2 separate regions of the Homo sapiens genome follow, and region 1 is linked to region 2. Evidence: chromatin loops called from intact Hi-C (ENCODE). Cell type or tissue: breast epithelium. All regions are shown on one strand. Each heading gives the region's core, and the rest is flanking DNA. Links, peaks and the distances in the headings are about the cores only.

Region 1 (16,023 bases), core at 4,985-8,984, 65 kb before region 2:
CTTTCTAGGGACCAACATTCAGTCCACTATAGGGGCATTATCTATAGAGAATTTTAGAATAATAGTAAAACTGACTAAAAGTCCACCTACCTTTTATTATCACCATGTGCAGGCAATTTTATTTATATTTTATTTGTTTATTTATTTATTTAGAGACAGAGTTTCGCTCTTGTTGCCCAGGCTGGAGTGCAATGGCATGATCTAAGCTTACTGCAACCTCACCCTCCTGGGTTCAAGTGATTCTCCTGCCTCAGCCTCCCAGGTAGCTAATTTTTGTATTTTTAGTAGAGATGGAGTTTCTCCATGTTGGTCAGGCTGGTCTCGAACTCCCGACCTCAGGTGATCTGCCCGCCTCAGCCTCCCAAAGTGCTGGATTACCGGCATGAGCCACCATGCCCGGCCTATTTTATTTATTTTTGTTTATTTATTTGGAGACAGGATCTTACTCTGTCACCCAGGCTGGAGTCCAGTGGTGCAATTCTTGGCATACTGCAGCCTCAACCTCGCAGGCTCAAGAGATCCTCCCATCTCAGCCTCCCAAATAGCTGGGACTACAGGCATGGGGCAGCATGCCTGGCTAATTTCATTTATTTTATTTTTATTTTTGGAGAGACAAGGTCTCACTATGTTGCCCTGTCTGGTCTTAAACTCCTGAGCTCAAGCAGTCTTCCTCCTCGGCCTCCCAAAGTGCTGGGATTACAGGTGTGTGCCACCTGCCCAGCTGGCAATTTTATTTATTTATTTTATTATTATTATTTGAAACAGAGTCAGTGAGATGGAGTCTTTCTCTGTCACCTAGGCTGGAGTGCAGCAGCAGGATCTCAATCTCTGCTCACAGCAAACTCTGCCTCCCAGGTTCAAGTGATTCTCCTGCCTCAGCCTCCCTAGTAGCTGGGATTACAGGCATGCTGCACAATGCCTGGCTAATTTTTGTATTTTTAGTTGAGACGGGGTTTCGCCATGTTGGCCAGGCTGGTCTCAAACTCTTGACCTCAAGTGATCTGCCAGACTTGGCCTCCCAAAGTGCTGGGATTATAGGCCTGGGCCACTATGCCCAGCCTCCAGCTGGTAATTATAATTGTCAGTGATAAAATACTCCCCATGGGATCAGATCACTCCCAGCCACCCCCCTTCTTGGTGCACCACTACTGAATATTCCAATACAAGCTATTTGGCCTGCCTTAGCTTTTCAGGGCCAAATACTGCAAAAGACAATTTGGTTGCTCATCACCCCCTAATCTTGGTATGTCTGACTCCCCATCCTTCAGGAATCAGTAAATGTCACCTCCTCAAGGAAAGTTGCCCTAAATATCCTATCCAGACCCTAAGTACTATCCCCTGCTTTTTTCCTGTATTTGTTTCTTTCACACCACTCACCAAAATTTGTAGTTATTTTATCTGTAAGTTAACTTTTTTCCATCTCCCTTACTAGTTTATAAGCTCCTATACTTGTCTGTCATGTTCTGAGTTATCCCCAGAGCCTAGCACAGTGCCTGGCACATGGTAGATGCTCAATATATGTCTATTACCATTGTGTTCTCCTCAGTTTCTGTGCTGCCAGCAAAGTGTATTTGCTCAACATTGGACAAATCCTTCTTTCTTCATCTCATGTCCATTACTAAAATAAAATAGCTGCTTGTTGTCTAAGATTGGTGAAATAGAAAGCCATTTAGCAGCATAATTCAGAAACAGCTGCAGCATCATGGATCTTAGTAAAGTTGTTTTCTCTCATTCCAGACTCCAACTCTGGCGTGATTAGGGATGTTTTATTCTGAAAATTCATGGAGATACAATAAGACTGAATCATAAAATAAACTATAAATGTAGCATTAACATTTGAAAAGGGACCTATATATTTTGCTCAGGCACCACATTAGGAACGACAGGAACCCAGTCAGGACCCCAAACTTGTCAAGTTCCAAACATAAATCATCAATTTCCTCTCTAAACCACATGCTCCTCTTAATTTCTTTCAGCATTTCTTTTCAGTAACATAACTGTTCACCTGGTTAGTTCTCCAGGCTCAATTCTGGGATTTCTTTTCTTTCCTTTTTTCCCTACCCTCTCATTAGTGCTGGTATGGGCTCTCTTTTCTACTCTCTACATTGTCTTCCTAGGAGATCTTACCCATTTCCAGGGCTAAAATATTATCCCAGTAGTGTTCACTCCTAATATATGTCCTCAGTCCTCTCCTCTGAGCTCCAGACATGCAGTTGTCCAGTTGTGGTATCTTTTTAGATACATCACAAGCAATTCAAATTTATCATGTCCAAAACCAAACTCTGGCCAGCCGCCGTGGCTCATGTCTATAATCCCAGCACTTTGGGAGGCCGAGGCGGGCAGACCACTTGAGGTCAGGAGTTTGAGGCCAGCCTGGCCAACATGTTGAAACCCCGTCTCTACTAAAAATACAAAAATTAGCTGGGTTTGGTGGCACGTGCCGGTAATTCCAGCTACTCAGGAAGCTGAGGCAGGAGAATCACTTGAACCCAGGAGGCAGAGGTTGCAGTGAACCGAGATCATGCTGCTGTACTCCAGCCTGAGTGACAAGAGCAAAACTCCATCTCAAAAGAAAACAAAACAAAAACAAACAAACAAACAAAAAAACTCTTAGTTTTTCTTCTCCAAATCCCTTTCTCTCTGATCTTCACCATCTGTAATGATACCACCATTCCCCAGTGTCTTGCTCCAGAAACTTAGGAGTATACTTGTTTCTTCTTTTTCTCCCACCCCCACAACTAGTTCATTGATAAGATCTATCAACTCTATTTACAAATGTATACTAATTGGATTTTCTTCCTTCTATATCCTCTACATCCTAGTCTAAGCTACAATAGTCTCCTAATAGGTCTCTCTACTTTCATTCTTTTTTTCCCCCTCAGTCTTGCTGTCATCCTATCTACTTTCTTTCTTAAACTCCTACCCATTCCTGCACAAAACACATGGCGTAATCTTAAAACATAAATCTAATCACTCCATTCCACTCTAAGCTCATTTTATCTCACTCTCTGCTCAACCACTGTGTCACCACCATTCACCATGACTTTTAGGGCTTTGCCCAAGTCAGAGCCTTAGCACATTCTGTTTATTCTGCTCTTCCCATAGTAGATTCCTGCTCATCCTAAGGCTTGATTTAAGTGTCACTTCAAATAATCTTTTCCTTCCTGCCCTGTCAAAGTATTTCTTGCCTCTCCTACTCTTATTTGCATGTATTGTATCCTATACATTTTCTTCATAACACCTTATGTAATTAATATATTTGATTAATTTTCCTCCCTGGGAACTATGTGTTGTCTGCTCATGTATATCTAGCTCCTAGTGCAGTGTCTGGCATACAACAGGTATTTAATCAGTTGTTGAACAATTAAGTTGTCCTATTCTGTTTTGGCCTATAGGTTACAAGTGTGATGCATTTGCACAACGTTGCACAGAAGGAAGAAAAAAAAATTTTTTGAGACAGAGTCTCACTCTGTTGCCCAGGCTGGAGTGCAGTGGGGCAGTCACAGCTCACTGCAACCTCCACCTCCCCAGGCTCAGGTGATCCTCACACCTCAGCCTCCTGAGTAGCTGGGACTACAGGCGCACGCCACCATGCCTGGCTGATGTTTTCTATTTTTGTAGAGATGAGATCTCTCTGTGTTGCCCAGGCTGGTTGCAAACTCCTGAGGTCAAGTGATCCACCCACCTCAACCTCCCGAAGTGCTGAGATTACAGGCGTGAGCCACTGAGCCTAGCCATAAGGAAGAAATTCTTATTCCTTCATTTCATGTCCATCACTTCTAAAAAGTCACATGTCTAAGACTAATGACAGAGAGAGCCACTTATCTCCATAGTGCAGAAATAGCTGCAGTGTCATGGATCTTAGTGAGGATAATATCTTTTCCCATGATTAGGAAAATTCCATACTGAATCTTATAGAAATTTCATTTAACAATTGAATCATAAAATACAGGAAGGATTAATAGCATAAGGGGGGTAGAACAGAAAAGTTTTACCTGGCACAATAAGATATTTTCTTTAAACTTCTGAGATAACCATACAGATGTTTCTTTTTGCACACTTTCAAATCATCTCACAAAAATAGACAACATCTGTGGCCTGTGCTGGCCAGAAGTATGAAAGTTGTTTACAGAGGCATAATTAACCCACCAAGAGGCCTTCATTTCCATAAAGAGGGGAGGCAAACTAATTTCAGATAAATCTGGTGTAGTAATTTGACCTAACAGAAAAGTGAGACTACATTTACCACTGTCTTTTGTTTTGTTTTGTTTTGTTTTGTTTTTGTTTTAGAGACAGAGCCTTGCTCTGTCGTCCAAGCTGGAGTGCAGTGGCGTGATCTCGGCTCACTGCAACCTCCGCCTCCCGGGCTCAAGCAATTCTCCTGCCTCAGCCTCCTGAGTAGCTGGGATTATAGGCGTGTGCCACCACTCCCAGCTAATTATTATATTTTTTTAGTAGAGATGGGGTTTCACCATGTTGGCCAGGCTGGTCTCTCCTGACCTCAGGTGATCCACCCGCTTCAGCCTCCCAAAGTGCTGGGATTACAGGCATGAGCCACCGCACCCGGCCAACCACTGTCTTGAATCTTACACAAGATGACAGTGTCCAAAGCAGTGTCTCTACCTCAACTATACTTCAGAGCTGTTTTGCATACCAGGGCTTCCCAGCAACCAGGCCTCATCTGCTATCCCTCAAGCGCACACTCTTTGGTCTAGCTCGAAAGTGCTCAAAGCTATAATAGCATTCAAACAATAACAAAAAGCCCTCAGATTTCCTTATTGTCTATCTTTGAACAGTTCAAAGAGCTTCCACATTTATTTTTTTCATAGTGCTTTCTCTGTCACACTATGACGTAAGAAAATCTAAGATTAGAGAATCTGAAGTTCAAATGGTTTGTTCAAAGCTGCAGTGAAATTACATATCACAATCAGAATCCATTCTCTCATTTCCCACTAGACCATGTAGTTTCCCAAGGGATTTGAAACCTTTTATGAAAAAATGTTAAAACTACATATAATTATGAGTCTTGAGCATTTTTTTTCTAACCTTCTTCACACAGAAAAAAAGTGTTATTTTGTGGTTTTTAAATAAAATGGCTTTGCGAGGACAGGCTTCTAAATTGCCTCATTCTAAATTCACATTGAAATGATCAAAGGAATAAAAATAGAGGGAAAATTTTCCATATGCCAGAAACTTTGAGGAATTTCTGCTAGTTAGAACATAGACGTTCCCAATTAGAAGGAGAGGTCAGATCAAGATTCTACTTCTATAAAATATCTTATCACCCCATTAGAGTTCTATGAACACCCCATTACTCAGGGTTGAAGACTAGGTGAGGGCAGTGGAAAGGGAAGATAGGGGATATACTAAGACCCATTCCAGTTCTTTTCTTTTTTTTTAGACAGAGCCTTGCTCTGTCGTCCAAGCTGGAGTGCAGTGGCACAATCTCAGCTCACTGCAACCTCCACCTCCCAGGTTCAAGCGATTCTCCTGCCTCAGCCTCCTGAGTAGCTAGGATTAACAGGCATGCACCACCATGCCCAGCTAGTTTTGTTTTTGTATTTTTAGTCGAGACGGAGTTTCACCGTGTTGGCCAGACTGGTCTGAACTCCTGACCTCAAGTGATGAGCCTCCCAAAGTGCTGGGATTACAGGTGTGCACCACTGCGCCCAGCCACATTCCAGTTTCTAATAGAATTCACCGCAATCTTCATTTAAGTATTATCGAAAGCTGGACAACCATAGACCTCTTTATGTTAAGATGAGCAAGTGGTGGCCAGGCTCAGTAGCTCATGTCTGTAATCCTAGCATTTTGGGAGGCTGAGGCAGGAGGATCGCTTGAGGCCAGGAATTTGAGACCAGCCTGGGCAAGATAAGGAGACTCTGTCTCTACATCCCAACTACTTAGAAGGCTGAGATACGAGGATCGCTTGAGCCAGGAAGGTAGAGGCCACAACGAATCACGATTGTGTCACTGCACTACAGCCTGGGTGACCAAGCGAGACTGTCTCAAAAAACAAAACAAACAAAAAAAAAACAAATGGAGAAAGATCATAGGACTATGAAAAGATGCTATAGGCTGGGCACAGTGGCTCACGCCTGTAATCCCAGCACTTTGGGATGCTGAGGTGGGCAGATCACTTGAGGCCAGGAGTTTGAGACCAGCCTGGCCAACATGGTGAAACCCATCTCTATTAAAAATACAAAAATTAGCCCGGCATAGTGGTGCACACCTGTGGTCTCAGCTACTCAGGTGACTGAGGCATGAGAATCGCTGAACCCAGGAGGCGGAGTGCAGTGAGCCAAGATCATGCCAGGCGACAGAGCAAGACTGTTTCAAAAAAAATAATAATAATCTCTGAGGAACAAAAGTCAAGCTGGCCTCAGAATTCTGCAACTCTGTTTTTTTATTTTATTTATTTTATTGAGACTGAATCTCCCTCTGTCGCCCAGTCTGGAGCGCAGTGGCGTGATCTTGGCTCACTGCAACCTCCACTTCCTGGGTTCAAGCGATTCTCCTACCTCAGCCTCCCGAGTAGCTGGGACTACAGGCGCCCACCACCACGCCCAGCTAATTTTTGTATTTTTAGTAGAAAGGGGGTTTCACCATGTTGACCAGGCCTGACTTGAACTCCTGACATCAGATTATCTGCCCACCTCAGCCTCTCAAAGTGCTGGGATTACAGGTGTGAGCTACCAGTCCAGGCAGAATTCTGCAACCCTGTAAGCCACAAGTCATTAAAGCATATAGTACAGAATTCTGAGGGTAATTTAAGAATTCGACATTCAGCTAAGTTGTCATGCAATTGTGAAGACCTCAGAAATAAGTACTCAGATATAAAAGACTCAAAAATGATACCACCCAGGTTATCTGTTCTGAAAGAAAACTGCTCAAAGATATACTTTTGCTGAATGAGAACTTAAGAATAAAAAAGAACTATAAAAGAGGCTGGGCGTGGTGGCTCACACCTGTAATCCCAGCACTTTGGGAGGCCGAGGCGGGTGGATCACGAGGTCAGGATATCGAGACCATCCTGGCTAACACGGTGAAACCCCGTCTTTACTAAAAATACAAAAAAGTAGCCAGGCGTGGTGGCAGGCACCTGTAGTCCCAGCTACTCGGGAGGCTGAGGCAGGAGAATGGTGTGGACCCAGGAGGCGGAGCTTGCAGTGAGCCGAGATCATGCCACTGCACTCCAGCCTGGGCGACAAAGCGAGACTCCGTCTCAAGACAAAACAAAACAAAAAACAGAAACAAAAAAGAACTATAAAAGGACTTATACATAATAGAACTTTACTTAAATGTCCAAAATAACTTTTGTAAGAAAAAATTGTAATGTAAAAAAAGAAATGTCTTTTTCCAAGAAGAATAATAAAGGTTTAAAAGGACAAACAATATTAATAAAACTGAGCTGGGAGGGTTGGGAGTGGGAGGTAAAGAATGAGGGAAAATAAAAGTATGCTAAATACCCCAATCATACACAGGAGAAATCAAGAGCTGCTGTTTCATTTTAACATTGAAAATAGGTGGGTTTTTTTAAAATTTAAAGGTAGGCACTTTTAGAATAAAACCCAGATGATCATCTTTCGAAGCAGTAGACAGCATTTTAAAAGCAAAGAAAACAGTTCATATAGAAATAGACAAAAGGCCGGGTGCTGTGGCTCACGAGGCCCAGGCGGGTGAATCACGAGGTCAGGAGATCGAGACCATCCTGGCTAACACAGTGAAACCCTGTCTCTACCAAAAATACAAAAACTTAGTTGGGCATGGTGGCACGCACCAGTGGTCCCAGCTACTTGGGAGGCTGAGGCAGGAGAATTGCTTGAACCCGGGAGGTGGAGGCTGCAGTGAGCCGAGATCGCACCACTGCACTCCAGCCTGGGCGACAGCGCGAGACTCTGTCTCAAAAAAAAAAAAAAATTAAGATGATTAAAATAATCTCAAACATCAGAACATCTATTCAATCCAAGCTATACCAGTGTGTGTATGTGTGATAAACAATATCTTATTCATTCATTTATATTCCTTAATCTTATAGATCATAAAGTCATGAAAATTAAGTTAGTAAAACATATGAAATGCTATAAGAGCCGGGTGCGGTGGCTCACACCTGTAATTTCAGCACTTTGGGAGGCTGAGACAAGCGGATTACTTGAGCCCAGGAGTTCCAGACCAGCCCGGGCAACATGGTAAAACCTCATCTCTAGAAAAAAATACAAAAAATTAGCCAGGCATGGTGGTGCATGCCTGTAGTCCCAGCTACTCGGGAGACTTTTTTTTTTTTTTTTTTTTTTTTGGAGAGGGAGTCTCGCTCTGTCGCCCAGGATGGAGTGCAATGGTGTGATCTCTGCTCACTGCAACCTCTGCCTCCCAGGTTCAAGCGATTCTCCTGCCTCAGCCTCCCGAGTAGCTGGGACTACAGGCGCCCGTCACTATACTCAGCTAATTTTTGTATTTTTAGTAGAGATGGGGTTTCACCATGTTTGTCAGGCTGGTCTCTAACTCCCCACCTCAGGTGATCCGCCCACCTTGGCCTCCCAAAATGCTGGGATTACAGGCATGAGCCACCGTGCCGGGCCTACTTGGGAGATTGAGGTGGGAGGATTGCTTGAGCCTAGGAGGTTGAGGCTGCAGTGACCTGTGATTGCACCACTTCACTCTAGCCTAGGTGACAGCGCAAGACCCCATCTCAAAATAAACAAAATTATTTCTATGGTAATTCCAGTTTGATTTAAAACATAGAAATGTACACACAGCTATATAGCATAATGATTGAGATTATAGACTTTTAGATCTAGATTTGCATCTCAGATCTACCATTTACTAATGACATGACCTTAAGCAAATAAATTGATACTCTCAGCCTCCGTTTACTCATTTATAAAGTAAGAATAAAAATATCTTCTCATATAACTATTGAGAGGATTACAAGAGTTAATATGTTTAAAAAGGAAATGAAGTTTCCTGGCATATTCAGTAAATAACTAGTATATCCTTATGTATGTGATAATTTTTTTGAGACAGAGCTTCACTCTGTCACCCAGGCTGGGAGTGCAATGGTGTGATCTCGGCTCACTGCAACCTCTGCCTCCCTGGTTCAAGAGATTCTCGTGCCTCAGCCTCCTGAGTAGCTGGAATTACAGGCATGTGTCACCATGCCCAGCTAATTATTTGTATTTTTAGGAGAGGTGGGGTTTCACCATGTTGGCTAGGCTGGTCTCCAACTCCTGGCCTCAAACAATCCGCCAGCCTTGGCCTCCCAAAGTGCTGGGATTACAGGTGATAACTATCATAAATATATGTGTGCACCTACCCAAACATACACATAGAAATAAGGCTGAGCTGGCCAGGCACGGTGGCTCACACCTGTAATCCCAGCACTTTAAGAGGCCAATGCAGGCAAATTGCTTGAGCACAGGAGTTTGAGACCAGTCTGGGCAACATGGTGAAACTGTGTCTCTACAAACAATGTAAACAATTAGCCAGGCAGCTGGGTGCGGTGGCTTATGCCTGTAATTCCAGCATTTTGGGAGGCCAAGGTAGGTGTATCACTTGAGGTCAGGAGTTTGAGACCAGGCTGGCCAACATGGTGAAACCCCATCTCTACTAAAAATACAAAAATCAGCCAGGCAGGTGGCATGAGCCTGGAATCCCAGCTACTCAGGTGGCTGAGGCATGAGAATCACTTGAACCCTGGAGACGGAAGTTGCAGTGAGCTGAGATGGTGCCACTGCACTCCAGCCTGGGTGATAGAGAGAGACTCTGTCTCAAAAAAAAAAAAAAAAAAAAAAAAATTGGCCAGGCATGGTGGCATGTGCCTGCATTCCCAGCTACTCAGGAGGCTGAGTGGGGAAGATTGCTTGTGCCTAGGAGGTTGAGGCTGCAGTGAGGCATGATTGCACCACTGCACTCTAGCCTGGGTGACAAAGCAAGACCCTGTCTCAAACAAAAAAAAAAAAGAGAGAGCAAGAAAAGAAAAGAAATAAGGCTGAGAGAGACTATACCAAAATGTTAGCAAGGATTATCTCTAATGATGAGATTCTGAGTGATATTTTTTGTTTCTTTCTACTTTTTGCTTCTCCTTCATGCTTTTCTGCAACTTCTAAAATTTCTACAAAGAACATACTTGTTTTTACAATTAGAAAAAATACATTATTAAACTATATAATACAAAGTTTGTAGGATATCAGTACAAATAGAAATATTATTTAGGCCGGTTGCGGTGGCTCATGCCTATAATCCCAGCACTTTGGGAGCCCAAGGAGGGCAGATCACGAGGTCAGGAGTTCGAGACCAGCCTGGCCAACATAGTGAATCCCTGTCTCTACTAAAAATACAAAAATTAGCCGGGCATGGTGGCACATGCCTGTAGTCCCAGCTACTTGGGAGGCTGAGGCAGGAGAATTGCTTGAATCCGGGATTTGGAAGTTGCAGTGAGCTGAGATGGTGCCACTGCACTCCAGCTTGGGCAACAGAGTAACACTTTGTCTCAAAAAAAAAAAAAAAGAAAGAAAGAAAGAAAAAAGAAAAGAAATATTATGTCCACCCAAAAACAATGCCCACTCTTGGATACCTAAAATGCACAAAATTATCTATAAATGCAGCTGTGTCTTTCATATAGTTTAAGTTCAGTTTTAGCAAAACAAAACAAATGTCTTTTCCTTTGCATGGTGAATGCCTTGGAGTTACTCCAGAATAACATTGAATTATTCACATTGAATGGTGAATGCCTGGAGTTAATCCAGAATAATGTGAAATCAAACTTTATTTCAGTAAGAACCTCTAAGCCTAAAATCCTGTAAACTGAATCAGTCTTGGTACATGTATCTGTTCCAAAAACTAGTCTCCAAATATACAGAGATTAGGGCTTGGCACTAGGAGATTAGATGTGGTAGACAAATGCTACTTGATGGTGAGGGTAGAGATGGGGTGACGGTAGAGGATGCTTAAACCCAACATCAATCATTTAAATATTGTTAGTAACATTTATTTCTACCCCAAGCTATCCTTTACCAGAGTAGCATGTAATAAACAACATTTCATTCATTTATTCATTTATTCTCTCAATTAATATGTATTTAAGAGCCTGCTATACATGCAGCATGCAGCACTGTGTTAGGCATTGCGTTAACATGAAGAACAAAACAGATGGGGGGCTGGGTGCAGTGGCTCACGCCTGTAATCCCAGTACTTTGGGAGGCTGAGGCGGGTGGATCACTTGAGCCCAGCAGTTTGAGACCAGCCTGGGCAACATGGTGAGATCCTACTAAAAATACAAAAAAAAAAAAATAGGCTGGGTGCAGTGTCTCACACCTGTAATCCCAGCACTTTGGGAGCCCGAGGCAGTGGATCACCTGAGGTCATGAATTCTAGATCAGCCTGGCCAACATGTTGAAATCCCACCTCTACTAAAGATACAAAAAATTAGCTGGGCATGGTGGTGGGCACCTGTAATCCCACCTACTCAGGAAGCTGAAGCAGGAGAATCACTTGACCTTGAGAGGTGGAGGCTGCAGTGAGCTAGGATCGTGCCACTGCACTCCAGCCTGGGTGACAGAGATTCCATCTAAAACAAAAACAAAAACAATAACAAAAAGATAGCCAGGTGTGGTGGTGTGGTGGTACACAGCTGTGGTCCCAGATACTCAGGAGGCTAAGGTGAGGTGGGAGGATTGCTGGAGCCCATGGGGTGTGGGTGTGGAAGTTGCAGTGAGCTGAGATCGCGCCACTGCATTCCAGCCTGGGTAAGCGAGAAAGACCCTGTCTCAAAACAAACAAACAAAACAAAACAAAAAACAAAACAAAAAGACAACAACAAAAACAGATGGTATCCCTGCCTACATAGGGCTAAGAGCCTGTTAGAGAAGACAAATACATACACAAATAGACATATAATTGCAAATTGTGATGAGTACTCTGGAGGAAAGTATAAAATACTGTGAAAGAGAATGAGGGAGGTAGGGCAGGAGAGGGATACCTAAACAGTCTCTCTGACATCTCAACCAGGACCCAAAAGATAAGAGTTAGGGGAGGGGCCAGGCACGGTGGCTCATGCCTGTAATCCCAGCACTTTGGGATGCCGAGGCAGGTGGATCACGAGGTCAGGAGTTCAAGACCAGCCTGGCCAAGATGATGAAACCCTGTCTCTACTAAAAATGCAAAAATTGGCCGGGTGTGGTGGTGGGCGCCTGCAATCCCAGCTACTCGGGAGGCTGAGGCAGAGAATTGGTTGAACCTGGGAGGCGGAGGTTGCAGTGAGCCAATACAAAGGCCATTAAGATAGAAAAAAAGCTTGGAGCCTTGGGGTAACTGAAAGAAGACCAGTGCAACCTCTTATGGAAAGGTGTGTGTAGGCTTCACTGTTCCTCATCCCAGTAAGAACAGAGCACAGTGCAATGATACAGTGCACAGATGGCAGCAGCACAGGTCTTTCTCAGGTCTGACACCTAACTTTAACTTTATTGCTGGGCCTTGTTTCAGCATCTTCAAAATGAGAATAATGGATTTCCTTCCTGAATCCCTTGTGAAAATTCACTCTATTTCATCTGCACAATACTTGCCCTTTTTATGATGTTACGTAAGCATGTATGTCAGGTAATAATCAACAAAATGTGGCATTTTTACTATTAAAATGCACATTCTGAGGAAGAAGAGTAGAAACTCCCTACCAGTATAGGAAGTGAAAGGAGAGAATTATATTCGCGCATTAGCAATTGTCATTCAATTCCAGAAGGCTAATTATGATCATGAGCTAGGTCACCTATTTTTGTGAAAGTAAACTGTTATTTGCAAGGAAATGCTCTATTTGAAGCTTTCTCAATGGGAATCCACTGGCTTAGCCTGAGAGTTTTCTTGTAAGTTTTCTAGATCGTCATGGTTTTCACTTAAACTCTTGCTTTGAGCCATGTGGTACCTGGATAAGTGTCAGAATCAAACTGACAAGAATATATCCAGAGCGAGTCTCACCCCAACCTCTACCACCATTCTGCATTGGTCCTTAACTCCCATTTGGTAGCTCTTATTAAATAGTAGAAATGTAATACTGAAGTATCACCCCCTTATCACCTTATATAGCTTTTCATAGAATTTTACTACCATAATTTGTTTGTTACCATAATTTGCTGAACACTTGCATGCAATAGTTTAGTTAAGCCCTGCAACTACACTATGTATGAGATAGTGAATTGTTGTTATTTTTAGTAGTTGTATTTTTTGTTTGTTTGTTTGTTTTGAGACAGAGTCTTGCTCTATTGTCCAGGCTGGAGTTCAATGGCGTGATCTCGGCTCACTGCAACCACTGCCTCCCGGGTTCAAGCAATTCTCCTGCCTCCGCCTTGCAAGTAACTGGGATTACAGGCGCCTGCCACCATGCCCGGCTCATTTTTTGTATTTTTAGTACAGACCGGGTTTCACCATGTTGGCCAGGCTGGTCTCAACTCCTGACCTCAGGTGATCCACCTGCCTCGGCCTCCCAAAGTGCTGGGATTACAGGCGTGAGACACCGCGCACAGCCTATTTTTAGTAGTTGTATTTTATAAAGTATCCACGAACACTGAATTAGTGAATAGCAAGCCATTGCTCCTAGGGGATACACAGGGTTAGGTTCCTTCGAGCCTCTGATCACAATATTTTCTTTTTTTATTTTTGAGATGGGGTCTCGCTCTGTCGCTCAGGCTGGAGTACAGTGGTGCGAACTCGGCTCACTGCAAGCTCCGCCTCCTGGGTTCATGCCATTCTCCTGCCTCAGCCTCCCCAGTAGCTGGGACTACAGGTGCCCACCACCACGCCCGGCTAATTTTTTTTGTATTTTTTAGTAGAGACGAGGTTTCACCGTGTTAGCCAGGATGGTCTCGATCTCCTGACCTCATGATCCACCCACCTCGGCCTCCCAAAGTGCTGAGATTACAGGCATGAGCCACCGTGCCTGGCCTCTGATAACAATATTTTCATCAACCAATCAAAGACATTATGTTCAATACATACTGTTGACTCCTTAACATTAAACCCATGGCTGGGTTTGGTGGCTCATGCCTGTAATTGCAGCACTTTGGGAGGCTGAGGCGAGAGGATCCCTTGAGCTCATGAGTGTGATACCAGCCTAGGCAACATAGTGAGACTTCATCTCTAAAAAAATTTAAATTTAAATTTAAAAAAATCATTGAACTCATGGCCAGCAGCATTATAACTCATGCTTGAATGAAGCTTATCTAACACACATCTTTTTTCCATCTTTTCTCCATCACAATTTTCTTGCACTTAAGAACTGTAGACAGAACTTCAGCAATACACTTGGGGGCCATTTTAACAGTGAAATCACCAATAAAAAGCACAGAAATGTAGAAAGCATGGCACTAAATAGACGACAACGAGGATACTTGTTACAGTATGAGAGCTAAAACAAGAAGGCAAAACATTGCCTTGTTCCACCTTGGCTAGGAACATGCATTTTGGGCAGCTCAAATGTTTTCCTCTTCTGTAGTGTCAAGCAATGAGTGAAAAAACATCATGAGTATTGATTTTGGGGTTACAAATAAATTTTGGCATGTAAGCAAATTCATAAATACAGAATCTGCAAATCATGAGAATAAATTATAGGTTAATGATTTTCACAATTCAGATAAAAAAATTGAAGATGAGAGAGGTTAAAGTCACTTACCCAAAGTTACTCTGATAATAAGTGATAGAGATGGGATTTAAACACACATCTGCCCAACACCAAAGCCAAATGCACTTGACCACTATTATCTTCTGAAGTCCTTTAATAAGGAACTAGTTAAACAAATTATGGTAGTAAAATTCTACGGAAAGCTACATAAGGTGATAAGTGGGTGATACTTTAGTATTACGTTCCTACTATTTAATAAGAGCTTCCAAAAGAGATCTTAGATGCTATATAAGTAATTTTCTATTTCTTTCTTTCTTGATTCTCACAGTTACCCAATGAAGTAGGTGCCATCAGAATTACCATTTAATGGATTAAAAAATTGAGGCTCAGGCTGGGTGCAGTGGCTCACGCCTGTAATCTCAACACTTTGGGAGGCTGAGGCAGGCGGATCACTTGACATCAGAAGTTCGAGGCCAGCCTGGCCAATGTGGTGAAACCCTGTCTCTACTAAAAATATGAAAAGGCAGGCATAGTGATGCATGCCTGTACTCCCAGCTACTTAGGACGCTGAGACAGGATAATCTCTTGAACCTGGGAGTCGGAGGTTACAGGGAGCCAAGATTGCATCATTGTACTCCAGCCTAGGCAACAAGAGCAAAACTCCGTCCCCCCCAAAAAAAAAGAAAAGAAAGAAAAAGAAAAACAAATAGAAGAAGAATCATTTCATTCTGTAGGTGTCTTATTACTAGCATGAAAAATCTTTCCTCAAAGACATTCTCACTCCCGCCAGCAGAACTGTTTTTATATATCATTAGCCGTAATTATGTCACATGCTCATGCCTAAACCTTGACTGGCTTAGACCAATGAAAATTCACCTCTTAGCGATAGGGAGGACCCAGATATCTGTATCTTAATAAAACTGGGATTCTGTTAGAAAGAAAAAAATGGGAGGAGGGGGCTGGCCATGGTGGCTCACACCTGTAATCCCAGCACTTTGGGAGGCCAAGGAGGGCAGATCATGAAATCAGGAGATCGAAACCATCCTGGCTAACATGGTAAAGCCCCGTCTCTACTAAAAATACAAAAAATTAGCCAGCCGTGGTGGCACGCGCCTGTAGTCTCAGCTACTGGGGAGGCTGAGGCAGGAGTGTTGCTTGAACAAGGGAGGCAGAGGTTGTAGTGAGCCGAGATCGTGCCACTGCACTCCAGCCTGGGCTACAGAGCGAGACTCCATCCCAAGGAAAAAAAAAAAAAAAAAGGAGGAGGGAACAATAGTTGGGTAGGCAAACAGCAAGTGTCTATCATACTGCCCAGTGCAGTGGCTCATGCCTGTAATCCCAGCACTTTTGGAGGCCAAGGTGGGGCAGATCACTTTAGGTCAGGAGCTCGAAACCAAGTTGGTCAACATGATGATATC
Region 2 (16,023 bases), core at 6,035-10,034:
TGTGAGGCTGAGGCAGGTGGATCACCTGAGCTCAGGAATTTGAGACCAGCCTGGGCAACAGGGTGAAACCCTGTCTGTACTAAAAATACAAAAAAAGAAAAAAAAAATCGGCTGGGCATGGTGGCACATGTCTGTATTCCCAGCTACTGGGGAGGCTGAAGCAGAAGAATCACTTGAACCCAGGAGGTGGAGGTTACAGTGAGCCGAGATTGTGCCATTGCACTTCAGCCTGGGCGACAGAGCAAGACTTCATCTCAAAATATATATATATGAACAATAATTATTCCTACCTCATAGAATTGTTGAGAAGGTTAAATAAACTAATACATACAAAATAATGAGCACAGTGTTCCGTTCTGTGTTCAGTAAATGGTAACTACAGTTTTTAGCACCTGAATGACATAGTCCCTGTATATCTCTTGCTATTCCCCCTCATTTTCTGGCAGTCTCATTAAGTTTCTTTCAGATCCTGGAATCCCATGCTCTTTTTTTTTTTTTTTTTTTTGGTCCAGGCTGGAGTGCAATGGCAATGGCGCGATCTTGGCTTACTGCAACTTCCATCTCCCAGGTTCAAGCGATTCTCCTGTCTCAGCCTCCCAAGTAGCTGGGATTACAGTAGCCCGCTACCACGCCCAGCTAATTTTTTTTTTTTTTTTTGAGATGGAGTTTCACTCTTGTTGCCCAGGCTGGGGTGCAATGGCGCGATCTCAGCTTACTGCAACTTCTGCCTCCTGGGTTCAAGCAATTCTCCTGCCTCAGCCTCCTGAGTAGCTGGGATTACAAGCATGTGCCAGCAAGCCCACCTAATTTTTTGTTTTGTTTTGTTTTGTTTTGTTTTGTTTTGTTTTTTGAGACGGAGTCTCCCTCTGTCACTCAGGCTAAAGTGCAGTGGTGTGATCTCGGCTCACTGCCACCTCTGCCTCCCAGGTTCAAGCAATTCTCCTGCCTCAGCCTCCTGAGTAGCTGGGATTACTCAGCTACTCAGCACGTGCCACCACGCCCAGCTAATTTTTGTATTTTTAGTAGAAACGGGGTTTCAACATGTTGGTTAGGCTGGTCTCGAACTCCTCCCCTCGTGATCCACCTGCCTCGGCCTCCCAAAGTGCTGGGATTACAGGTGTGAGCCACCGCGCCCCCAGCTAACTTTTTGTATTTTTAGTAGAGAAGGGGTTTCACTATGTTGGCCAGGCTGGTCTCAAACTCCTGACCTCAGGTGATCCGCCCACCTTGGCCTCCCAAAGTGCTGGGATTATAGGCGTGAGCCACCGCACCCAGCCTGCCATGCTCCTTTTTATTCCTACTTCTCTATCTGGTCCCATGTGGAGTTTCCTTCCTCTAAGAAGCCTTTCTTGACATCCCATGTCTTGTTCGGATGGCCCTGCAATGGGCTCCCATGGCATCCTAACACTCCTCAAAGCATTTGTTATCTATTCCTTACATAGTGACTGACATTTAGCAATCCTTCAGTAAATATCTGTTGAATCAACTCCAGACACTGCATTTCTCTTTCCCATGCTCTTTGTACATGTTGTTTCTTATTTCTTTTCTAGACAGAACATCATGACTGCTACATCCACATTTCCTTCCCAAGGGAAACTTTCCCACCCACAGCCTCTGTTGAAGAGACAGCCTCTAGGTAGCCATAGTTATGTCCCTTTTGCCTTAGCTGACTGGACCAGAATTGGCATCTGACGCAATGGTGGATAATCCAGGACCTGGCTAGCAATTTCCAACATATCTGGCAATTAAAAAGGAGTAGGTTGATCAGACACTGTCTCTCTTTTTAAAAACTTATTATTTTTTAAAAATATGTGAAATGGGGTCTCACGGTTTTGCCCAGCTTGGTCTCGAACCCCTGGGCTCAAGGGATCCTCCCCACCTTGGCCTCCCAAAGTGCTGGGATTACAGATGTGAGCCACTGCGCCTGGCCCAGATTCTCTTTATTTATTTTATTTTTATTTTATTTTATTTTTTTTGAGACGGAGTCTTGCTCTGACACCCAGGCTGGAGTGCAGTGACGCAATCTCGGCTCACTGCAACCTCTGCCTCCCAAGTTCAAGCGAGTCTCCTGCCTCAGCCTCCTGAATAGCTGGGATTACAGGTGCGTGCCACCATGCCTGGCTAATTTTTGTAGTTTTAGTAGAGACAGGGTTTCACTATGGTGGTCAGGCTGATCTCGAACTACTGACCTCGTGATTCACCCCCCTCAGCCTCCCAAAGTGCTAGGATTACAGGTGTGAGCCACCGCGTCTGGCCTATTTATTTATTTATTTATTTTGAGACAGCGTTTCGCTCTTGTCACCCAGGCTGGAGTGCAATGGCACGATCTCGGCTCACTGCAACCTTTGCCTCCTGGGTTCAAGCAATTCTCCTGCCTCAGCCTCCCAAGTAGATGGGATTACAGGCACCTGCCACCACACCCAGCTAATTTTTGCATTTTTAGTAGAGATGGGGTTTCACCATGTTAGCTAGGCTGGTCTCAAAGCCCTGAGCTCAGGCAATCCCCCGGCTTTGGCCTCCCAAAGTGCTGGGATTACAGGCATGAGCCACTGCACCCAGCCTCTCTTAATGTTTAAATTTTGAGTTAGCAAAAGGAGAGAATGAGCCTTTTTTTTCTTTTTCTTTCTTTTTTTTTCAAACAGTGTCTCACTCCATCACTCAAGCTGGAGTGCAGTGGCACAATCTTGGCTCACTACAACCTCCTCTGCCTCCCAGGTTCAAGCAATTCTCCTGCCTCAGCCTCCCATGTAGCTGGGATTACAGGCACCTGCTACCACGCCCAGCTAATTTTTGTATTTTTAGTAGAAATGGGGTTTCACCATGTTTGCCAGGCTGGTCTACGAACTCCTGACCTTAAGTGATTCACCCACCTCGGCCTCCCAAAGTGCTGGGATTACAGGCATGAGCCACCGAACCCAGCCCGAGGATGCAGCTTCGAATGATAAGAACACAAGCTGAAATGATACCTAAAGAAAAGCTATTAATATTAAGATAAATTCAGAGCCATGAGGAATCAAGGAAACCTACAAGGAAGTAGAAACTATGAGGTAGAGAACATTCATCTGAAAGGAAGAATAAAGAATCAATCAGTACTGGTGGAAGAGGCCCTGCCAGGAGGAAAATAGCTAAGTCATGCTAATGAGTGAACATCAGAGTGAAAACAATAAAAATGCCATCTCTTGCTCTACTGGGCTCTTAGTTTTCCTGAGTTTCTGTGACATAGATCTTTAAAATAAAATTGTTGAACGAAATGAAGCAAGTTATTATTTGCAACCCAGAGTTCCTAAATGATATACCATTTCTCTGTTTTGGGAAAACCCAGCCATCCTCTAAGGGTAAATTTCTGGCTCTCTCCTCTGTTTTCTCTCTTCATTTAGAGAAGCACTTGTCACATTACCTACATATTGGTTTGTCTCTCTTTACCCAGAGAATATCAGGCTGTTAACTCTTTGAGGACAGGTTACATTGTCTGTGTTTCCCAGCAGCATACTGTGTCTAGTAGTAAACTTGATATACAAAAGATGTTCAGCATATAAAACCAGCTACTGTTCTAAGCACTTTATAGATTTGAATTTATTTAATCTTCCCCAAAATCCTCTGAAGTAGATACTCGTATTTTCCTCATTTTACAGATGGGGAAAGGTGAGGGACAGAGAAAGGCTTACGAAAAGTTGCAAAGTAGAAGATTCAATCCAGGAAATTTGGCTCCAGAGTCCCAGAGCTTAACTACTATACTATATAGCCTGAACTAAAGGGGAACGAGGACAGGGAATACTAGTTAATATGAATATTTGAGCACTTATCTAAAAGCACTTTCACACATATTATATGAGGCCATCAAGAGTCTCCTCATTGTGGGAAACTAGCCAGAAGTTCATCCCTGAAATACCATATACTCAGATTCTTCCTATAGGCACAGAAAAATGAAAATCAGTAAAGGGCACATGCAGACTTATTTTGTAAAAAATTCCATGGACACCTGGTAGGTAGGTTTGATTTATAGGCTAATGTCTAAGGGAAGAATTGTATTAGAGTATGAAAACCTTTCATATGGGGCAAAGCAGCTACTTTCTCAGCTATTCCAAGAACTGTGAGTCTCTCCCTAAAGCCAACAATTGAGGGTGTGTATGTGGGGTGGTAGGAAGGGTGGATATAGTGGTGATTCCCTAGTGTATTATTGTTTTTAAAGGAGTCTGGCTTTAGGGAGCTCTTGCAGATGCCTTTATTGGCAGTGTCAACCGTTTCTTTGAGTTGCCATGGCACCCAAAAGACAAAGTTGGGGGGCTGTCTATTAGTGAATGATTAGGAGCCAAATAAAAAGGAAAGTTCTTTGAGGGAAGGCTGGGGTTGTTTGGGGAGCGGGGTGGAGCTGGGTGTTTAAGTATTGATATAGGGTTAATCCAGACAACTCTTGGCATGACCCATACACAAGCAACAAAGACCAGAACAAACAGGAAGGCTTACCTAGGAGCTTTCCAGCATGGTTTCTTCTTCCTAATTGCCTACGTCTAAGAGAGATCTGAGTAAGTGACCAGAGGAGAGGTCTGAAGCTAGCAACTGTTCAGCACTGAAAATGTTAAGTATTAATGGTGCCCTGTAGGGACAAAAAGAGTCTTTGGGCTCCTCAGAAAGTGAGGGAACAGCAGGAGCTGCCTGTACCTGAATAAAATTCACCAGGGAGGTGAGTGAGATTTCTGTTTGGGATGAATTCCTGGTGACACAGCCATATGGCTTTTACTGACTGCCATCCTCCAGACAGTATACTCTTTTTGGGGAGAAGCTAAAGTATACAGAAGATTGTGCTTTCCTCACTGTCATCTTTAATCCCTCCCCCATCATTAGCTGGAACTCTTAAATGAAGACTCAAGTGTCCCAATCTATCCTTCCAGCCTGAATTCCTGCCCAAGATCAAGGGTCCTCCTTCCCTTTCCCCAAGCCACTTCCCCACATCTCTGATTTTCTCCCTAGAGTAGGAGGCTCCAGGGGACCACAGCTGACTCTGCCAGGCACAGAGGGTTGAGTCATTCTGCAGGCGTCAGAGCTGTTAGCAACAGCTCTGCTGATCTGTATGCAGCTCCAACTCCCTCTCCAGTTCAGAGTTTTGGAGCCGTCTTGTTCAAAAGTAAAGAACAGAACACAGATGGCTGGTAACAGGATCCCACAGGGGCCTCCTTTCCCACTGAGCCCATCCTGCTAATCCTTTTACAGAAGACAAAATAAATGGTGAGTAGAGAGAGAGGAAAAAAAAAAAGAGTATCGGCTTCTGCACTGTTCTGTGGGTCCTAGTGGAAGGTCTCTGGTAACAACCCCAAGCTACTCACTAAATTTCCTAGGCATATTCCCTTCCTGATCCTTCTTTCTCTTCATCCACTTCATTTCCCTTCCAATCTCCCATTCTCCAACCCAGTTTCCTTTTCTCTGTAGTATCTATTAATCTGATGGAGTATTTTGCCCAAATGCCTTCTATTTGTGCCAGGCAATTCTAATCCTTATGTGTATAGGACAATCAAAAATACTAGGAGTTCTTGGCTGGGCGCGGTGGCTCACGCCTGTAATCCCAGCACTTTGGGAGGCCGAGGTGGGCGGATCAGGATGTCAGGAGATCGAGACCATGCTGGCTAACACGGTGAAACCCCATCTCTACTAAAAATACAAAAAATTATCCGGGCGTGGTGGCGGGCGCCCGTGTAGTCCCAGCTACTTGGGGGGCTGAGGCAGGAGAATGGCGTGAACCCGGGAGGCGGAGCTTGCAGTGAGCCGAGATCGCGCCACTGCACCCTAGCTTGGGCGACAGAGCGAGACTCCGTCTCAAAAAATAAATAAATAAATAAAAACAAAAGTACTGGGAGTTCAGAGTCGCTCATTTCATCAACCTTATCTCTTGGGAGGTCCCCATAGTTCCTTCTCTTCTACTGAGGTAGCACTGTGCATTATAAAGAACACAGACTTTAGGTCAGGACGGTGGCTCACACCTGTAATCCCAGCACTTTGAAGGCCGAGGTGGGTGGATCACTTGAGGACAGGAGTTTGAGACCAGCCTGGCCAACACAGCGAAACCCCATCTTTACTAAAAATACAAAAAATTAACTGGGCGTGGTGGTACACGCCTGTAATCCCAGCTACTCAGGAGAATGAGGCTCGAGAATCGCTTGAGCCCACGAGGCGGAGGTTGCAATGAGCCAAAATAGTGCCATCACACTCTAGCCTGGGTGACAGAGTGAGACTCCGAACCCTGTTCTAAAAGATACATAAACAGGCCGGGCGCGGTGGCTCACGACTGCAATCCCAGCACTTTGGGAGGCTGAGGCGGGCAGATCACGAGGTCAGGAGATGGAGACCATCCTGGATAACACGGTGAAACCCCGTCTCTACTAAAAATACAAAAACAAAATTAGCCGGGCGTGGTGTCGGGCGCCTGTAGTCCCAGCTACCCGGGAGGCTGAGGCAGGAGAATGGCATGAACCCGCGAGGCGGAGCTTACAGTGAGCCGAGATTGCGCCACTGCACTCCAGCCTGGGCGTCAGAGTGAGACTCCGTCTCAAAAAAAAAAAAAGTACATAAACAAATAAATAAAAAGCTAAAAATTCTGCTCTGCCATTTACTAAAGATGTGAGCTTGGCCAATTTACTTAAACTCTATGAACTCCAGGTATGGCATCTGATGATATCTATAGTAGCATCTACTTTGCCAGCTGGCTTACAGATTAGATAGAGGTAAAACATACTATCTGGAATATAATAGGTCCCCAATAAATATTAATTCTCTCTCTATCCCCCTGTTGCTGTAAGTGCCAGGTCCCTGTTTTCAACAACTGAAAAAAAAAATCTCCCACTGAGAAAGTTAGCATTCACGCTCAATTGCTGCTGATACCAGTGAGGTAAGAGAGTGGGAAGTGTGGGTGAGTTTTGCAAGACTAGAAGTCTTTGTAAAAACTAGCATGTGAATACACTAACGTTGGTTTTCCCCAATATAGGGATTCTTGGTGAAGAGTGCTGGTTTCCTCATGTTGGTGCTGCAGCATGGTTGATACTAATTTATTTTCCTTAGAAAATAAGATGCTGAGGCCGGGCACGGTGGCTCACACCTGTAATCCTAGCACTTTGGAAGGCCGAGGCAGATGGATTGCCTGAGCTCAGGAATTCTGGACCAGCCTGGGCAACACAGCGAAACCCTGTCTCTACAAAAATACAAAAAAAAAAAAAAAAAAAAGAAAGAAAGAAAGAAAAGAAAGAAAAATTAGCCGGGTGTGGTGGCAGGCACCTGTAATCCCAGCTACTCATGAGGCTGAGACAGAAGAATTGCTTGAACCTGGGAGGCAGAGGTTGCGGTGAGCTGAGATCGTGCCATTGCACTCCAGCCTGGGCGACAGAGTGAGAGACTCCATCTCAAAAAAAAAAAGAAAAGAAAATACGATGCTGGTTTGCTGATTGTGTGGCTTTAGGTAAGTTCTTATCCCTCTCTGGGCTTCACTAGAACAAAAGATTACTGCTCCTCTTCACTCCAGGAAATTAAGAGGATTCGTTGAAGTTTGTGTAAACTCCAGGTGAAAAGTTAAGTACAGGATGGTATTATCCTTGGCACTGAGAATCCCGGAAGTGTTTTTGCACAATCAGGTCAAATGCCATTGTTTAGTTTATGTGATTACCAAAGATTCAGCTGACACAGAGTTATGGTTTGACATGGTTCCTTTGTTCCGGATAATAAACATGTGTAATGTCAATTATACTAATGTGTTTTGTTCTAGTCGAAACAAGAAGGAGGCTGGTGATGAGGCTGGGACATCATACTTCATTCTCTCTGACCAGGCGCACTCTGACAACACGTTTTTCCTGTCTCTCTTTGTAACTGGTAATTAGGTTCTCAGCTGAGCTGTTAGGAATCTTGATAGGTTTCCCAGGCAGTCACCATCTGACAATTTACAACTTTGGGCTTTTCACAACTGGCGTGTTCTCTTCCAGGGAACGAAAGTTTCTCAATCTTATGTTCCTCCTATCATTCAAAGAGTCTGATCTGAGAGAAATGCTAGCTTTCTCAATGCATTATCTAATTCCAAAGCAGACTGTTGGGTCTCTTAGCAGTGATGGGGAAAATCTCTGTGTTCATGTGTGTCCTGAGCAATAAGGGTTGCCCCTATGGTGTAATAATGGAGTGAAAGTCATCAAAGCCAGAAGTGGCATGGCAGTATGGGAATTTAACATAGCCTTTCAAAAGGAGAGGAAATAATAGTAAAAATTAGTACAGTTGCTTTTTCTTTCTTTTTAAAAATAGATGGATCACGAGGTCAGGAGAGCGAGACTAATCCTGGCCAACAGGGTGAAACCCCATCTCTACTAAAATACAAAAAATTAGCCAGGCGTGGTGGCACGCACCTGTAGTCCCAGCTACTCAGGAGGCTGAGGCAGGGGAATCACTTGAACACGGGTGGCAGAGGTTGCAGTGAGCTGAGATCATGCCACTGCACTTCAGCCTGGCAACAGAGCAAGACTGTCTCAAAAAAAAAAAAAAAAATAGAGACGGGGGCCGGCCACAGTGGCTCATGCCTAGCATTTTGGGAGGCCGAGGTGGGCAGATCACCTGAGGTCAGGAGTTCAAGACCAACCTGGCCAACATGGCGAAACCCTGTCTCTACTAAAAAAATACAAAAATTAGCCAGGCACAATGGCGCCCACCTGTAATCCCAGCTACTCGGGAGGCTGAGGCAAGAGAATAGCTTGAAACTGGGAGGCGGAGGTTGCAGTGAGCCAAGATCGCGCCATTGCACTCCAGCCTAGGTGACAAGAATGAAACTCCATCTCAAAAAAAAAAACAAAAAAACAAAGAAAACAATTTTTTTAATTTTGTAAAGGTGTGATAATGATATTGTGGTTATGCTACAATAAAGGTCTTTGTTACAGATACATACTGAAGTATATACAGGTGAAATGTTATGATGATTTATAAGAGGTTTATTTAAAAATACTCCAGGGGCCTCGGTGAGGTGGCTCATACCTGTAATCCCAGCATTTGGGAGGCCGAGGCGGGTGGATCACGAGGTCAGGAGTTCGAGACCAGCCTGGCCAAGATGGTGAAACCCTGTCTCTACAAAAAATACAAAAAAATTAGCTGAGCATGCTCTACTAAAAACACAAAAAAATTAGCTGGCGTGGTGGCACAGGCCTATAATCCCAGCTACTCAGGAGGCCGAAGCAGGAAAATCGCTTGAACCTGGGAGGCAGAGGTTGCAATGAGCCGAGATTGTGCCACTGCACTCCAGCCTGGGTGACAAAGTGAGACTCTGTCTCAAAAAAATAAATAAATAAAAATACTCCAGGGGGTGTTGAGTGGGTGTGATGGCTCATGTCTGTAATGCCAGCACTTTGGGAGGACAAGACAGGAAGACTGCTTGAGTTCAGGAGTTCAAGAGCAGCCAGGGACACATAGTGAGACCCCTATCTCTACAAAAAAATTTTAAAAATTAGCTGAGCATGGTGGCACACACCTGTAGTCTTAGCTACTTGGGGGGCTGATGGGGAGGATTGTCTGAGCGCAGGAATTTGAGGCTGCAGTGAGCTATGACTGTGCCACTGCACTCCAGCCTCGATGATAGAGCGAGACCCTGTCTCTAAAATAAATTAAAAAAATAACAAACTCCAGCAGGGAGAATAAAGGTTTATGGGAGAAGAGGTAAAAGATAATGATAAAGTGTTTATACTAGTTGAAGCTAGGTGATGAACACCTGGAAGTTTATTATTTATTGCACTCCTTTTGAATGTTTGAAATTTTCCATAAAAAATTTAAAAAATACTAGGGAAAGCCTGAATCTCTTTCCACTCCCAAATGTATGAAATAACTAGAAGAGAACATTCTTGCTATAACAATTTCAGGAAAATAGATGAGGATTGGAGGGGCATCTTTTAAGGGGTAGGTGAAGGAAGAGGACCCTGCCAGGACAGGAAGGTGGAAGGAAATCTGGTTTTGAGTGGTGTTGAAAAAGCCAAGGAGGAACACAGTTTCAAGATGGAAGGACTGTCAATGACGTCAAATATTGCAGATGACAGGAATAAAACTATTAAATGACTTCACTAGACATTGCAACCAGGAAGTCAGTCTTGACCTTGGCAAGATCAATATTAGTAGAGGGGGGTGGGAAGATAGATAATTTGGAATTCCAAGAAGCTTGGCTATAGACAGGAGAGATGAAAGTAATCTTTCTTTTCTCCCCAAAGAAGAAGAAACTAGGGCATGTTTTTAATGCTGAGGGGGAGTTGCCATTTGAGAGTGGTTGACAACATAGGTGAAGAGAGGAATGACCAACTCAAAGAGCAAGGACCCTTACTACAAGAGGTAGTATTGAGAACAAATCATATACACATCCCATTGAAGCAGATAGCTTCCTTTTCTGATCCTTAGAGTTAATTTTTATTTTTTTATTTTCAAGACAGAGTCTCACTCTGACACCCAGGTTGGAGTGCTGTGGGCCACTGTGGCTGGCTGTGAGCTTTTAAAACAAACAAACAAAAAGCAGGTTTGGTGCAGGGGCTCACACTTATAATCCTAGCACTTTGGGAGGCGGACGTGTGAGGCCTGCTTGAGGCCAAGAGTTTGAGACCAACCTGGCCAATAAAGCAAGACCCTGTCTCTATTTTTATTTTTTATTTTTGGAAACAGAGTCTCGCACGGTCACCCAGGCTGGAGTGCAGTGGCACGATCTCAGCTCACTGCAACCTCTGCCTCCCGTGTTCAAGCAATTCTCCTGCCTCAGCCTCCTGAGTAGCTGGGACTAGTCGCACATTGCCACGCCCAGCTAATTTTTTTGTATTTTAGTAGAGACGTGTTTTCACTGTGTTGCCCAGCCTGGTCTCAAACTCCTGAGCTCAGGCAATCCGCTTGCCTCGGCCTCCCAAACTGCTGGGATTACAGGCGTAAGCCACCAAGCTCAGCCTTTTTTTTTTTTTTTTTTTTTTTTGAGACAGAGTCTTGCTCTGTTGCCCATCTCACTCAAACATGTCTACAGAAGGATGCCTGATAGAAGTGTGGTTTTACAGGCTGGAAAATAAAGCTGATCATGTACGGAGTTGCTTCTTGAGCTCCATATTCTCATATAATGTGATCCATTTTGTGAAAATCTTTTTAAAATGCCAATCCTTTTAAAATGCCCTGCACATGGAGGCAGCATATTCTTCTATTTTAACCTACAAGAATAGATAAATACTGGGCCAAGGTACGTAACAGTTGGTAGAATACAACTTGATATAAGAAAGTCCTGACCTAGGCCGGGCGCGGTGGCTCAAGCCTGTAATCCCAGCACTTTGGGAGGCCGAGGTGGGCGGATCACGAGGTCAGGAGATCGAGACCATCCTGGCTAACACGGTAAAACCCCGTCTCTACTAAAAATACAAAAAAAAAAAAAAAAAAAAAAATTAGTCGAGTGTGGTGGCAGGCACCTGTAGTCCCAGCTACTCGGGAGGCTGAGGCAGGAGAATGGCGTGAACCCAGGAGGCGGAGCTTGCAGTGAGCCGAGATAGCGCCACCACACTCCAGCCTAGAGACGAGTGAGACTCAGTCTCAAAAACAAAAACAAATTGACTTTGGGTTGGGCATAGCGGCTCACTCCTGTAATTCCAGCTACTCAGAAGGCTGAGGTACGAGAATTGCTTAAACCCAGGAGGCAGAAGTTGCAGTGAGCTGAAATTGTGCCACTGCACTCCAGCCTGGGCAACACAGTGAGACTCTGTCTCAAAAAAAAAAAAAGACATTGACTTTGGAGTTCCACTTCCATCACTTACTAATGTCGGTAGCTGCCCTTACTTTGTGTCATTCTCATAACCAAGCTGAGGATTCTTTTCTTTATCTGTAAAATGGGGTTAATATTACCTTCTTCAGAGGGTCATGTGAAGATTAAGTAAGTAAGATTAAGTAACATGTAAGGTGCTTAGCACCATGCCTAGTCCATGGAAAATGTTTTAAAGTGTTAGCTATTACTGTGTATGTGCAAGGAGGTAAATATTCATCCCACTTCTCTGACACTACCCTCTGGCAGGCATCCCATGATCAGTGCATCATGGTTGATTGTCTGGGACATCTGTGGCTATAGGAAGGGTTGGGCAGCATGTTTGTGGACTGAGAGGTTTTTGGAATGTATCTTCAGGACGAGTTGGTGATTTTATTATGCCCTTTGCTATGGCTGACATCTGCCAGGATTTAAAAAAATCTACATGAATTCCTACCAGATTTCTGCCACACATCATATGAAACACAAACAGCTGGCAATCAAAACATAAAATAAGTTAATATTTTATTGGCTTGGGATTTTCTTTAGGCTTCCTCTTTGGACTTCTCTTTACTAAATAGGAGTAATATACTAGTAGGAAGTCTTTTGGGGCCAGGTGCACTGATTCATGCATGTAATCCCATGACTTTGGTAAGCCAAGGCAGGAGGATCACTTGAGGCTAGAGTTCGAGACCAGCCTGGGCAACATGGCTAGACCCTGTCTCTACAAAAAATAAAATAAAAAATTATCTGGGCATGGTTGTGTGTGCTTGTAAGTCCCAGCTACTTGGGAGGCTGAAGGTGGAGGATCCCTTGAGCTCAGGAGTTCGAGGCTGCAGTGAGCTATGATCACCACTGTACTTCAGCCTGAGTGACAGAGCAAGACTCTGTCTTAAAAAAACAAACAAACAAAAAAAGAAGTCTTGTGGTTGAAGGTGACAATTCAAATCAGCTTTTTTTTTTTTTTTTTTTGAGACGGAGTCTTACTCTGTCGCCAGGCTGGAGTGCAGTGGCGTGATCTTGGCTCACTGCAACCTCCGCCTCTCGGGTTCAAGCAATTCTCCTGCCTCAGCCTCCCAAGTAGTTGGGACTACAGGTGTGCGCCACCATGCCTGGCTTAATTTTTGTATTTTTAGTAGAGACGGGGTTTCACTATGTTGGCCAGGCTGATCTCGATCTCTTGACCTCGTGATCCGCCCGCCTCGGCATCCCAAAGTGCTGGGATTACAGGCGTGAGCCACTGTGCCCGGCCCAAATCAGCTTAAGGGTGGGAAAAAAGAAATATATTAGGCCCTGTAACTGAAAAATCAGTGCCACAGGAGCTTAAAAAGTTTTGTTAAGTGTTTGACTCTGTCTCCCTTTTTTCTGTCTCTCCACACACCACACCCAGCTCCCAATCCCTGGGTATTTTTCTTTATAGATTGGGTTTTGTTATAAAGTTGAGTGTCCATACTGGGTCAGGGGATACAGCTGGTGAACTTGGGTGCTTCCCACTGCTGCCACCTAGTTTTAATACACCTCAACACTGAATGCTGTCATGGATACTGTCTACACACAGGAAATGAATCAGGAAAATTTCTAATATCTGTTTTAATCAAATGCTTCCTTTGGCCAGGTGCAGTGGCTCATGCCTGTAATCCTAACAGTTTGGGAAGCCAAGGTGGGCAGATCACTAGAGGCCAGGAGTTCGTTACCAGCCTGGCCAACATGGCGAAACGCCTTCTCTACTAAAAATACAAAAATTAGCCCAGCATGGTGGTGCATGCCTGTAATCCCAGCTACTCAGGAGGCTGAGGCACGAGAATTGTTTGAACCCAGGAGGCAAAGGTTGTGGTGAGCCGAGATTGTGCCACTGCACTCCAGCTTGGGCAATAGAGTGAGACTCTGTATCAAAAAAAAAAAAAAATCAAATGCTTCCTTTACTGATATGTTGTATTATACCCACTAGAGACAGTGAGTGTCTCAAAATTCAGGTTTTAAACAACCTCTCCTACATAACCTGCTCTCTCCTACTCACTGCCCAGAAACCCCCGAAGAAGGGACAGAGGTCTGGCCCGGATATCATATGGCACCATGTAAATGGTTACCATGAAACTTGCCTTTTATTTCTCCTCTTCATAAATTTACTCAACACAGAAATGTTAGAATGTTGTAAATGTAGAATTTGAAGGCATTTGAGACTTTGTGAGGATGAGATCAGAACTTGGAGCTTATGAACCATAGACATGCTTCTATAAGCAATTTAAGCAGGCTTCACATAGATCATATGGAGGAAAGCTTGCATCTTGGTAGTTTATTTTATGCAACAGAGGGATGCTGGATGAGGGAGATGGGGTCTGTGTGGGAGGAACTCCATAGAAAGTCTAGATTTACATCATCCCAGTTTATGAGCCCAAAGGCAAAGCAAAACTTCTCACTCTCACAAAGCAGTATATAAAATCCAAATGAACATCTCTGAGTGGTCCAGCTTGGGCTCTGGGTCATGTACCCTTCCCTGGCCCAGTTGCTTCACCAAGGGGTGAGCTATTTTGGTTGCCCACGCTGTGACGGCGTGCCCATCTGTAGCAAGAGGCCCAGAGTAACAACCCCACAAGAACTCCACAGAACAACAGACAGGAAAGTTCTCTAAGAACTGTAGAGTAATTAAAAAAATTTTTTTTTGAGACAGGGTCTCACTTTGTCACCCAGGCTTGAGTGCAGTGGTGTAAACAGGGCTCACTGCAGCCTCAACTTCCCAGACTCAAGTGATCCTCCCACCTCAGCCTCCCTAGTAGCTGGGACTATAGGTGCACACCAGCACACCCAGCTAATTTTTGTAGAGATGGGGTTTCCCCATGTTGACCAGGCTGGTCTCAAACTCCTGAGCTCAAGTGATCTACCTACCTCAGCCTCCCAAAGTGCTGGGATTGCAAGTGTGAACCACCACACCCGGCCATAGGGTACTTTTTGCCAGAAGAAGAGGGAGAAATTTGGGACAGACAAGAATAACAGATGTTCACTACAAGTGGAATAGAACTGCTAGTGAGGCTAACTGATACGTTTTTTGTGGGGATGCTAGCTAGAGTAGAATATATTAGCACTTGTGGTCAGGTGAAATAAAGCAGCTATCACCTGGATACAACAGAACTTTCATATCCAGACAGGATCTTCACTATAAGTCTGAGACATGGGTAGGGCATATTCATTTTACAGTATATGCTTTTGGGAGTCAAGAGACACAGAGAAGCATAGCAGAAAACACATCATTTACATGACAGGACCGGCTATAACTCCGATACGTACATCAGTTTGGGAAGCAGGTGACTTCTAGACATTCTTAGAACCTTAGACAATCCTGAAAACATTTGACATGTGTAAGACTCCAGAAATACCCATCGGCCAGGCACATAGTGCCAAAGTGACAGTAACCTCCAGAGAACTCTAGCATGTGTGTACACCTTTTCCTAGAGTTCTCTGTCACACTAACATTTGCAGCAGCTATTCTTCCATACACTCCAGGCAAACAGCTTTCATTCACTCACTCTTCTTGACATCTCCCACACCTAACCCAATTTCTGACACATAGGAGAAAATGTCTGCAGAATTATTGAACTGATAGCAAACATTTGTTGAATGTCATTATGTACATTATGCTAAGTTTGTGGACATAGATATAAATAAGACAAATATTCATATGCTTGTGAAGATCACAGCCTGGTGGGAAAGGCCAAAAAATAAACAGTTCTGTGTGAGGACTATTTGGTTGCAAACAAAAGAGAACCAGACCCAACGTTAGCTTAAGAAAAATGGGAATGTTTTAGCACACAAATGCTAAAAACTCCAGGGTCAGGACTGACTTCAGACAGAGTTAGTTCCAGGGCTTCAGTGATCTGGTTTTATCTCCAGAATGTGTTTCCCACTGAGTTGCCTTTGTTCTGGGGCTTCACAGCAAAAGGCAATAGCAATTCCAGTCCTTACATTCTCTCAAGGAAATAGAATGTAGTGGCTCTGAGAACTGCTTGAACCCGGGAGGTGGAGGTTGCAGTGAGCTGAGATCGTGACACTGCACTCCAGCCTGGGCAACAGAGCGAGACTCCGTCCCAAAAAAAAAAAAAAAAAAGAATATAGACCGAGCACAGTGGCTCAGCTTGTAATCCCATCACTTTGGGAGGCCAAGGCGGGTGAATCACGAGATCAGGGGTTCGAGACCAGCCTGGCCAATATGGTGAACCCCCCCCCGTCTCTACTAAAAATACAAAAATTAGCCGGGCGCAGTGACACGCGCCTGTAGTCCC

Evidence for each region. A loop is a pair of places that touch in the nucleus more often than their neighbours do. Peaks named below come from ENCODE experiments on the same cell type or tissue, not always from the same donor. Only the 100,000 strongest peaks of a DNase experiment are listed, where the experiment ranks them.
Region 1: a loop joins it to region 2, with 25 times the contacts of the local background. A loop is called at or near these places in 2 of 110 quality-filtered maps.

What each region holds. Positions count from the first base shown.
Region 1 is chr17:29,308,019-29,324,041 of GRCh38, forward strand. No RefSeq gene overlaps it. Among named protein-coding and RNA genes, the nearest start is that of NUFIP2, 22 kb to the left of the region's middle. In breast epithelium, for the core only: no CTCF peak of the experiment used is centred there; no DNase peak of the experiment used is centred there.
Region 2 is chr17:29,371,826-29,387,848 of GRCh38, forward strand. No RefSeq gene overlaps it. Among named protein-coding and RNA genes, the nearest start is that of TAOK1, 11 kb to the right of the region's middle. In breast epithelium, for the core only: no CTCF peak of the experiment used is centred there; a DNase peak (open chromatin) is centred at 7,811; H3K27ac peaks cover 650 bases.